Regions from separate parts of the Homo sapiens genome. Here region 1 is linked to region 2. Evidence: chromatin contacts called from ENCODE Hi-C or POLR2A ChIA-PET data. All regions are on one chromosome and are shown on one strand. Each heading gives the region's core, a stretch centred on a gene start or an enhancer-like site at or near the end of the contact. The rest is flanking DNA. Distances are from core to core; before and after follow the strand shown. Region 1 holds the start of ARHGAP22 (Rho GTPase activating protein 22). Region 2 overlaps MAPK8 (mitogen-activated protein kinase 8).

The links. A loop is a pair of places that touch in the nucleus more often than their neighbours do. ChIA-PET counts read pairs that join two places held with the same protein, here RNA polymerase II (POLR2A). Pooled maps may share reads with other maps.
Region 1: a loop to region 2 is called in a map of endothelial cell of umbilical vein, with 12 times the contacts of the local background. The contact joins the promoter of ARHGAP22 here to the enhancer-like site in region 2. A Hi-C loop is called at or near these places in 14 of 168 maps with a recorded cell type or tissue (CD4-positive, alpha-beta T cell, CD8-positive, alpha-beta T cell, Caco-2 and 9 more), 16 of 37 single-sample maps with no recorded cell type and 23 of 50 pooled maps. POLR2A ChIA-PET finds 5 or more read pairs at or near these places in 1 of 52 experiments (GM12878).

The regions. Positions count from the first base shown.
Region 1 is chr10:48,602,435-48,608,162 of GRCh38, forward strand. ARHGAP22 (Rho GTPase activating protein 22) reads right to left here and starts at 2,639. Exons shown (of 10, transcript NM_021226.4): 1 at 2,329-2,639. The coding sequence starts at 2,362. RefSeq lists an enhancer at 2,060-2,790 and a silencer at 2,647-2,806.
Region 2 is chr10:48,362,138-48,367,482 of GRCh38, forward strand. All of the region lies in intron 1 of MAPK8 (mitogen-activated protein kinase 8), which reads left to right. Among named protein-coding and RNA genes, the nearest start is that of MAPK8, 58 kb to the left of the region's middle. Within about 2 kb of position 3,079, at least 4 of the 41 ENCODE cell types and tissues checked have a DNase peak (open chromatin) inside an H3K27ac peak, as active enhancers do; they include endothelial cell of umbilical vein, where a contact is called at or near this core.

The sequences.
Region 1 (5,728 bases), core at 1,389-3,888, 240 kb after region 2:
GAGTTAAAAACAGGTACATCTAGAAAAAAAACCCACTCTAATATAAAAATAAAGGGCAAGCAACAAATTGGGAAAATATTTGCAACATATGAGTCAGTGAAAGATGAGGCCAAATTTCCTAAGTACCGGGCCAGCTTGGGTAGAGACAGTGCTCCAGCCACCCAGGCAAATGCTTTCTCCTCTATCCAGCTATTCATCCACTCACTCAAAAAACACAGGTTGAGTGTCCACCAGGTACCTGGCATTGGGGGTATAATGATGTCCCCGAACAGAAATGGTTCCTGCTTTCACGAAGCTCATGGAGCAATGCAAGTGACAGATATTCACCAATCAGTCACACTCAGGAGTATACAACTGCAACCTATGGTAAATACCATAAAGAAAAGGAGAGATGGAGCAGAGGATCCAGCCTGGACTGGGGTGTGTGGGAAGACTTCCCTGGCTGGCAACACTTGAACTATACTATAACTGGAGGGTGAATAGGAATTAAGGTGTGTGTGTATGTTTGTATGCATGAACGCATGTGCACACACATACAGGCATGCATGTGCGCACATGTGAATGTGGGAGGCATTTCAGGGGAAAGAACGATGTGCAAAAGCCCTATGGTGGAAGCCTCATGGAACACTGAGGACTGGAAGAGGGCTGTATGGCTGGCCTATACGCACTAGATGCCAGTAGCACCCCTCAGTTGGAATAACCAAAAATACTCCAAACAATGCCAAATGTTCTCTAGTGGGGCAAATTGCTCCTGGTTGAGAACCATTGACTTAAAACAAACATTTATGAGAAATCCTGGATTTCAAAGACAGGCTGCCTGTAAGCCCCTTTGCTGAAGCACTGGTCTCTTACTAGCACTGTCCAATAGAAATATAAAAAATATAATATGAGTCACATATGTACTTGTAAATGTTCTAGTAGCTATAGTAAAAGAATGTAAAACAGGTAAAATTAGTTTTAATAATAGATTTTATTTAACCCAATATATCCAAAATACTGTCATTTCAGTAAAATAATTATTAATGAGATATTGTACATTCTTTTTTTGTACTAAATCATCAAAATTTGGTGTGTCTTTTTCTCAATTTGGACTAGTGACATGCCAAGTGCTTAGTAGCCACATGTGGCCAGTGGCCAGCTCATTACACAGGAGTGGGAGGGTGGAACTAAGCTCTCGCAGAGGTATCTGGCTTGTCCTATCCCTTGGGTCATCACTAGACTTGCCCCCTCCTCAGCAGAGCCATGCAAGTTCCTCCTTTGCCCATTGGGGTACACAGGGTTCAGCCCATGCGAAAGCACCCCACAGAGGGGTCCTGACGTCTGTGGAACACACTGGAAGGCTGGTCCCATCCAGGAAAATCATCCAAGTGCTTGCAGTGTGCTAATAAGATGGGTGTGTTCCCTGTGAATCCACAGGAGGCTGGAGGCCCCCCGCTGCAAACACCTGGTGAGACACAAACTGTTTCCAAGCTCCCAGGCAAATGCTCCATCCACCTCCAAAGACCCATCCTCCACTTCATTGTTTACAAAAGGAGCTCAGCCCTCCCAGATACTGGCCACCTGAAAAGACACATTCTATTTTTGTAAAAGACAGATGTTCTCATTCAAAATGACACTTTCCGTGGCTAAGAAGTTGTTGTCCATGGAGATGCTGTCTCTAGCCCCATACAGTGGCCAAGTCTTCAGGTCACTGTGCTGGGTCGCTGGCTGGACACAGGCTGGCTAGCCCAGTCCTGGACTCTCCTGACCCCCATCTCTTGCTGGTCTGAGTCTGCTCCCGCATCCACCCGTCCTGCCCCCAGACCCTGCAGCTTTCTGAGTGTTCTGGCAGGAAAGCCTGCCTGCCCCTGGCCTGCTTGAGGAAATACTGTCTGCAAAGCAGCGGGAACGAAGACCCTCGCTTGCACCCAGCTGTCTCTAGAAGCCAGGGCATGGCCTTCCCTGGTAAGGGGTGCTTCTGTGTTGGCCACAGGGCAAATCTTGGGCATTTCCTTTTTAGTAAAGAAGCAAAGTTTCCTTAAAGTTGCCACCAGGTCACCTGGAGCGACCGAGGGCCTCTGTAAAATGTGGAATGTGGGGCGAAGTGTGCACACCCACTGGGGCACTAAGCCGGCCACCGCCCTTTTGCAACTTCAGGTCGTGTCCCCACCCAGCCCAGGAGTTTCACGAGGAAGGGCACTTCCTCAGGAGGATGCTCACTATTCAGCGGCAATGGTCCCAGAACGCCCGCCCCATGTGACACATGGCGTGACGGCTGGCCAAGTGTCCGCGCACGTTTGCCAAGAGGCACATGCGGTGCCCAGAGAAACCCCAGAAAGTTGGACTTACCCCTCCTGGCCTGCCTGATCTTTGGGCTCAGCATGTTCTTGCAGCCGTCCGGCCAGCCCCGCAGGGCCGTTCATGCTGTCATCCACTTGCTTTTGCTCGTCCTCGCGCCTAGTCGCCCCTCATGTCCTGCTCGTTCGGGGCCCCGTGGCCGCTGGCGTCACCCGTCAGGCTCCCTCGGCTACCTCTCCTGGCTCCGGACGGACGGCTCGCCTTGGACTACATAAACCTCGATGCATTATTTATCCATCCCAGAATTAATTCCCATCCAAGCGGACCATTAAAGCCTCAGTAATCACTGCTGATCAATCACTGGACCAGGGCGGGGCAGTCCCTCCGCCTGGCCTGGGCGCACGCGTGGCTGTCCAAGCTGAGCGCGGGGGCGGGGCGGGGCCGAGAGGGGCGGGGCCAGCCAGAGACGCGGGGCGCGGTCCTGGCCCGGGAGAGGGTACTGGGGTTCCGGCCATCCTTTGCTGAGGCTGGAAGAAATGCGCCTTTCAGCCGCCGCCTGGGAGCCGCACTCCCTGCCAAGCCCGGGTGGGATAGCGCTTTGGTGAGAAGGTAGCCGAGACCCCCCCCCCACCCCAGAGCCCAATCCACGGGGACCCGCTTATGAGCTCACTGTTTTACGTGTTGAAAGTCAGGTGTGTCTGGGAAGGAGCAAGCAGCCCGGCAATGTAAACTCCTCAGGAGACTCCCAACAGGAAGATGCCTGTTAGGGATACTATTTATGCCTCTTTAGTAAGGTGACAGGAATAAGAGGGCAGGAAGCACTTAACTCAGGGCTCTTCATAGGAAGATCTGAATTGAATAGTGAATCTCTGCTAATTGCCATGTTTCTGTTTGATGCTGGCATAATTTTAAAGGGTGTATACTGGGGCTTTGTGAGGAGCGGAATCCAGCCTCAAGATGCTAAAAATTACCCAAGGAATGCAATCATAACAATAGCTATCATTTATTAGGCACCTACTATGTGTCAGGCACTGAGGCTGGTGCTTTACATTCAATATCTCATTTAACTCTCAAACTCCTGAAGCAGGTGCTATATATATAGCGTTTCAAATCTGGAAAATAAGGCACAGCAAGGTTGAATCACCTGCCCAAAGTCATACAGTACCGAGCAGCAGGGCGGGCACCAGAACCCAGGGCTGTGTCTACAGCTCCTGCTGCTCTGTGATGCCAGCCTCTCCACCCTATTCCCATCACTGCATGGTAACAGCTCCTGGCTTGAGCCCCCGATGAACTTGCTGAACGGTGACCTGCCTCTGTGCCCCTGATAATCACTCCGTGTATCCTCTTAGGCATCTGAGCTTGGGTCTGGCTATTTGGGCCTGAGAACTGTGTGACCCTTTCAGTAGCTGGTAAAGAGGGATTTGAACAATGCCCTCCCCTGCTCAGATGGCCATAGCCTCCATCTGACCCTCCACACTCCCTCGAGTGCCCCATGTCCACAGATCCCCAAGTGTCCTATTGGTATGTAATCAACTTTAGCAGCTGTAGAGGGAGAGAGCCCACCAGGAGATCACTGTGGCAGTCCTCCCTAGGGAACAGTGTGCCCTATGGAGAGGGGAGGACTGCAGAGTAAGAAGAAAGACTCACCAGGATGTGGTGAGCCACATGGCCAAGCTGGTGGGAGAAGGTAGAGTCCATGGACACAAAGCTGTCTTACTCAGCATCAAGTCACTTGTTCTGGTCTTCAGCTACTCCTCAGAGGGATGAATGAGTACCTTGGCATAACATTCCAGGTTCTTTCATGGTAGCATCCATGGACTCCTCTCTGACCTATCTCTTGCCGATGCTCTATACAACCATATGCACATACAGCGCCTGCTCCTGTGTGCCCCAGTGACTTTGCACATGCCTTGCTCCTGTGTGTTCCTGTTCTTGCATGTGCAGCCCCTGCTCTCCTGTGCCTCTGTGTTTTTGCACATGTAGCTGTGTCTTTGCACGTGCAGTTCCCTCTCTCTGGAATGCCCTTCCTCACATTGCCTTGTCCTCTTTGGGCAATTCCCCAATGAAATTCTCCTGATTCCACCAGCAGAATGAGCCACTAAGCACTTCCCCTGGGCCCTTATCTATGTCCCTGTACTGCCCCTCTTGTACGCCCTCCCTGAGCCCCAGGCTGACTCAGGCCAGAAGCCTCACAGGAAACTCTGGCTTCATGGGCAGATCCAAGAAACACCACTGAATGACAGAACTGACCTCCTTTTCCTTTAAGGCCAGGTACAAGCCCTGGTTGGGACAGGGGCCACCCATGAGGAGTGGGGAGAATATCAAGCTAGAAAATCTCATGTCGACACCAGGGTCACAGGGCAAGTCCTGTGGCTTGTGACAATGTCTTGAGCAATCAGGAAGCCATTTGTGAGTAATGCAGCCTGGACCACTTCATCCAAGTCAGAGGCAAGGAAATGCCCTGAGACTTAGTCTGGGTCCACTCACGCTTGTTTTGGTTAAGAAACCACCCCCAGGCGCTTTTCCTGTGCAGCTGTTTTCCCTGATGATATTAAGTCACTGTGTTCACTCGCCTGCTTTTCTGGGGATCAGAGCTGGGCTCACACCCCAGAAGTCAGGCTGGGAAAAGGGCAGGAGTTGATCTACGTTCTGCGTCTGAGAAGGCTGGGGGAATGGGGCAGGTGGGCAAAGTAGCTCTTTTCTCCTCTCCAACCTCAGACTGTGCTCTCAGTACTTCCTGAGATGAAGGGTCCACAGAGGCAGGAATTGGAGCCCCTTCATCCTGAAGTTTACCAGCCCTGATCTGCAGGGCCCTGGGAGCCTCCCACTTCCTCTGGGGTGGCCTGTGGGAGGATGGAGTGGGGACAAGGGCAGGGCAAGGGGATCTGTTGAACATGTGACCTCCTATAAGCTTTTATTTGAAGAACCAGCCCTACTCTTCTCACTTATAAGTGGGACACCCAGACCAAGGAGTGGGAGATACAGGTCTAGCTTAGCAGCGGAGACAGATGCCTCCTTCTCCACTGCCCTGTGCCTGCCTGCACGGTGCTGCCCCTTTCCAGCAGTGGTCCTAGGTCTGCCTTCACCTGGCTTCCTGCCTTGAATCATTCAGTATTTTCTAAGGGCTGTTCAGGGACAGAAGCTGAGCACTGAATGGACAGAAGTCTCCGGAAGGCAGAAGGCATCTATTGAAATGCACACCTGTTGGTGGGATGGCTGCCAATCAGCATCAACTGGCCCAGAGCCAGGATACCTTCAAAACAGTAGTTCCTAACCTTGGCTGCACATTAGGGAGCTCTGACAGTGAATTCCTGTGTCCCACCCCCAGTGGCTCTGATTTAACTAGTCTGCAGTGTTTATTGTCATTGGGAGTTGTAAAAGCTCCTCTAGGGATTCAGCCAGGGTTGAGAACCACAGCTTTAGAAGACAACTGCACATGGGGTGTTTGCTG
Region 2 (5,345 bases), core at 1,829-4,328:
GCCCAGCAAAATGGAATATTTTTCTTTGACAGTTGCTGTTTTTGCCTCTGTTCTTTCCTCTCACTATTCATTCCCTTCACCATATCCCCCATCCCTTCTACCTCTTTTCTCCTTACACAATGAGTCTTAGAAAGAAAGATACGGAAGTGAAAATTACCTTTTTTCAGGCCAGATTCTTAGCCTCAAAGATATCTGTAGCATTTCATTTGTATCTTTTCTGACCCTTGTTTCTGCCTTGCTTTAAGATGAACTTTGAGTGTTTTATTTCTACTAACTAGTTTCTCTATTTCTTGGGATCAGGGAGTCATCTTTGTGTCCCAGACTCAGAAGAGGAAATCATATACTGTTCATGTGAATTAATGGGGAACAAATACAAAGAAAAAAACCACATTTTCTTTTTATTAGCCTCTATTTTGGGGGTGGGGGGTGGGAAGTGGGTAGGGGTTTCTAAAATCATTAAATTTTAGTTAAGAGCGATCTTACCACTAATTTATTCCAAGACCATAGTTTTATGAACAAGAAAAATGTGCCTCCAAAATTTAAGTGGATTCCACTGTATCACACTGCTCACGTAATTTGTGATTTCCAAAATTTTATTAGTTTTTTTTTTTTTTTTTTTTGAGATGGAGTTTCACTCTTGTTGCCCAGGCTGGAGTGCAATGGCGTGATCTTGGCTCACTGCAACCTCCACCTCCCGGGTTCAAACAATTCTCCTGCCTCAGCCTCCTGAGTAGCTGGGATTACAGGCGCCTGCCACCACGCCCAGCTGATTTTTGTATTTTTAGTATGGACAGGGTTTCACCATGTTGGCCAGGCTGGTCTCGAACTCCTGACTTCATGATCCGCCCACTTCGGCCTCCCAAAGGGTTGGGATTACAGGCGTGAACCGCCACACCTAGCGTGGTATTTATTTTTTAGAAATGGGGCCTCGCTGTGTTGCCCAGACTGGAGTGCAGTAGCTATTCACTGGCCTGAACATAATGCACTGCAGCCTTGAACTCTTGGCGTCTAGCCATCCTCACGCCTCAGCCTCCTGAGTACTGAAAATTTTAAGGTCATTTTGCCTTCAGTCCCACATGGGAGCAGGAGTCCTAGGTGAGCTGGGGTTGCCATAACCATAATTGAATGTGAGTCCCCTGGCAGAAAGGTAACCTCCTTTTCTTTATATGCGCTCATAGAAATTCATTTATCTATTCCTATTTCTCTTTTCTCCCCACCTTTGGCTTTGGTAGCTGGAGCTGGCAAGAAATCTTTCTTATTTTCTGTAATGTGTTTTATAAATTATGTGTGGTCTAATGATTATATGGTTGTAAGAAAAATACCATAAAGGAAGAGTGTTTGTCCTTAGTTTTCATCTTTAGTTATCCATAAAATCTGAACTCTACCCTGAAAAATTTGTCGTCATTGTATTTTTCATCTTTCCTCGATATCTACTTGTTAGTTCAATACTATCTTTTATCAATTTTAATGTACTGTTCCAAAGAACATATTTGTTACTGTTTTCATAGGGAATTGAGCAGTAGGACGTTTTTCTTACAGAATTAAACTTACATTTTTCTCCATCCACTAGATGGCTCAAGTGCACCACTTTGGCAGCTCAGATTGATCCTTGCTTGCTTTGCTTGTAGTTTCTACTTTGAGTACTGTTTGCTTTTTAAAAACTGGATGAGCCCTTACCTGAACCTAGCTTTACATATATGTGATGGCAGATTTCCTCGCATTTTCTGATTATTTACAGACTTCTGAAAAGCTGGTGAAGTGTTCTTCATATCAGTAGTAAAAAGTGCATTACAGTGCTTAGAAGATTTTGTTTTTTGCTTTTAAGTTATTTTAGACTTTAATTCAATTGCCAATAATCTATTTAGATTTCTTCAAACTAGGCATGCAGTTAATAATTCATCCATTTCTTCCTGATTCATAGTCATTTGGAGTCATTTTCCAGCACATGGTGGTACCTCAGGAGTTTTTGAGGCACACGGGGCTATTTGCTTCAGTTCTGTAGTAATATTTATTTAGTGTTTTTGTGCTTGGAATTGTATGGGGCAGTGGAGGGAAATACCAGGATGACTAAAGAGGATATTTTCATCAGCAGGGAGCTCACTGCGTTAATTCGTTTCCTTAAGTTTCCTTTTTTATTATTTTTTATTTTTATTTTCCCTGAAAGCACACATTGGTATCTTGAGTTTTTGAAGCCAAATAATGAGTATAATGAAATGGCTCATTAGAGCTTATGTTTGTAACCAACCCTGAGGAGAATTTTGTTTTTGACATTGACCCTGTTGATATTGCCTGAAAAAATTTAAAAAAAAAAACTGAATTCTTTAGAAATATTTTATGCTTATGGCTTTCTGTTTTGAGTTAAGTAAAAAGGAAAAGGAATTAAGATTTGTTGAATGCTTATCATGTGCCAGTTTCTTACTTAATTTGATGCTCTCAATAATTTGGAAGACAAGTACAAATATCTCTATTTACAGATGAAGAAACTAAGGAATCAGAAGTTGCCTAGGATCAAAGAAACAGTAAGTTAGAGAGGCAAACTCTTTGTGATATCAAGGGTTGTTTTTTATTTTTTTGCCCAAGAGAAAATAATTATTTTCTGAAATGGCAGAAACATTTGTAATATCAACTAGTTGGATACTTTCATATCCTAAAGACAGAAAACTCCAAACAAAGGATTGATTGCCTCTCACAGTTGATCTTTGAGATTATAAACAAATATTCTTGCCAAGCTAGAGCAATCAGTCATACTGGTATCTCTTTTACAGATACCTTTAGAATGACAGCAAACACTATAAAATTGATTTTTCCAGAGAAAGTGTTTGCACCTAATAATCTTATTTTTCAGGAATAATAACTGAATTATTTCATCAGTTTGAAAATATAGTGTACGATTTAAAGGAGAATGGCAAGTTATTGATGTAAATACACATTATTTACAATATTATAACTAGATTACATTACAAATATTGTAACAACAATTTGTCTTTATAAAATCCCCTTGATTTCTCTTTATTGTTTAAGAGTCCTTGCAGCTAAGCCGTGTAAAACAGGAAATATGGCTGTTTGCCAGTGTTCTTAAGGAAGCAGGAGTGAAGTAAAGCAAACAATACAAAAGGGGTTTGTTTAAAGGATGTACTTAATTTCTGTGTGGCTGTGGTATCATTTTTCTGGCTCTGTTGTCTTTGTCCTTTTTCACTGCAAAGTTGAAATTGTACTTTCACAACTATTAAAACAAAAATAACCAGTAATGCGAACTGAACCCAAAGATATCTAAGATAAATATCCTCCCATGACTGTAAATTTGTATCCTCCATATCACCTTAGAAATTTTCGTATGCATTGACTAGATTTATTGCTATTTTTGTTCTTTTTTTATGTATTATCAGATATTGCCGTCAGTACTATTACCGCATTTACACAATGTTGCCTTGTGTGGAAATTCTAAACCTTTGCTAACTCTTGGTAACCAAAATAACGATAAACTAAAGAGATTATTATCCCATCTTTTGAGAGAAATGTAAAATTATTCATTTGTCTATAAAGAATCTTTGACAAAAGTATTTTTTAAAGCATATTGAATCCTAGCCATTTTATTATTATTAGCTGTGTACCTAAATGATATTTTAGATATGAGTATAAGGAAGACAAACTTTAGGTTGTCAAAGAATGAGCATGTCTCATGTGTTACAGTCATGGCATGACAGTTGGATTACAATTATCTCTTGATGAATCAACTTCATCTAAACCTTAATTGCATATTAAATTATTTAGTCATTTCCTGATTCAGTAATGAGAAGTCAGAATATATAGTAATTTACTGGGTAGCATGTTACATGCCATAGTTTGCGGAATGTACTTGATCAGTAAAGTCCACAGTAAATCAAAGACAAATGAGAAAATTCTTTTAGAATTCAGTTTTTTTTTTCTTAATTTGAAGTCACTTTAAATGCTCTTATGTAATAAGAAAAGAACCCTAGGTATATTTAAATACTTAACCTGCTATAACTTTTTGTTGGAAAGGAGGTAGATTTTTTTTATGAGTATTTTTTTCCTATGGGAAAAAAAATAACTTTGGTGATGCAGTATGCCTTTATCTGTGTATTGTTAAAAACTAAACTAAACAAAAAAAACCCCTAAGAACCTTTAAACTTAACAAAGTTTATTTGAGCAGGAAAAAGGTTCTAGAAGCAGACAGCACTCTAAGATGGTTCAGAATACTACCACTTACAACTGGTGAGCTGTTCTAATAACAGGGAAAAATAGGAAATGTCATACAGAAATTACCTGATTGGTGCAGGTTGGTGTTTGCCTTATTTGGGCATAATCTAGCAGCTTTTAACCTGGGATTGGCTGAGACTCAGATGTGTGGTTATAAGGGTATACTCCTAAGTTAGGTTATAACTTGTTTACACATCAAGCTAGAGTACAGTTAATAGTGTATGGAGGCAGCTTTGGGCCAAATCTGATTGAACAGTATAAAAATAAGTTTTGCAAATATTTATCCTTACCACATGAGTTACATCCTAATATTCTTTATTCTCTTCTATTTCACTAAAAAAAATTCAAATCCACCAAATTCATTTCATGGCCCATCGGTGTGTTGGAGCTCATTAGTTTGGAAAACACTGCCATATAGGGTTGAAAAATTTTTTTTCTTTTTTTACCCTGTTAACAACTGACTAGTCTGAAGGAGCTCAAATATTTGGAAAGCTTTATTAGTGCAGTTTAGTAGCTGGCTTTTAAAAAAAAAAAATTGCTTTCTAGAATCCTCCCTGCTACATAATCACCAAATGTTATTTCAATATTGTTTTCCTAACTTGAAAATTTAACTGAATGACTAGAAGGTGTTGGACCAAGAAATATCTGAAGTACCAAGCCCACAAAGGAAAATTTAATATTGATTGAGGTATCATGGTTATTTGTGCACCCTTAAAATTAAGCCAATTTTAGTTAATAGAAGTTTCAGCTGGGTGTAGTAGCGCAGCACTTTGGGAGGCCAAGGCAGGAGGATCACTTGAGGCCAAGAGTTTGAGACCAGCCTGGGCAACAGAATGAGACCCCATCTATACAATTTTAAAATTAAGCAAGCTTGGTGGTACACGCCTGTAGTCCTAGCTATTCAGGAGGCTGAGATGGGAGGATTGCTTAAGCCCAGGAGTTTGGGGCTGCAAGTGAGCCATGCTTGTGCCGTTGCATTCCAGCCTGGGTGGCAGAGTGAGATCTTGTTTAAAAATTAAAAATAAATAAATAAATAAATAAATAAATACATATATATGTTTACATATATATATAAATTTCAAGTTAATTGTTTAAAGGATGTCATTAACCAAAACTAAGCATCAGTC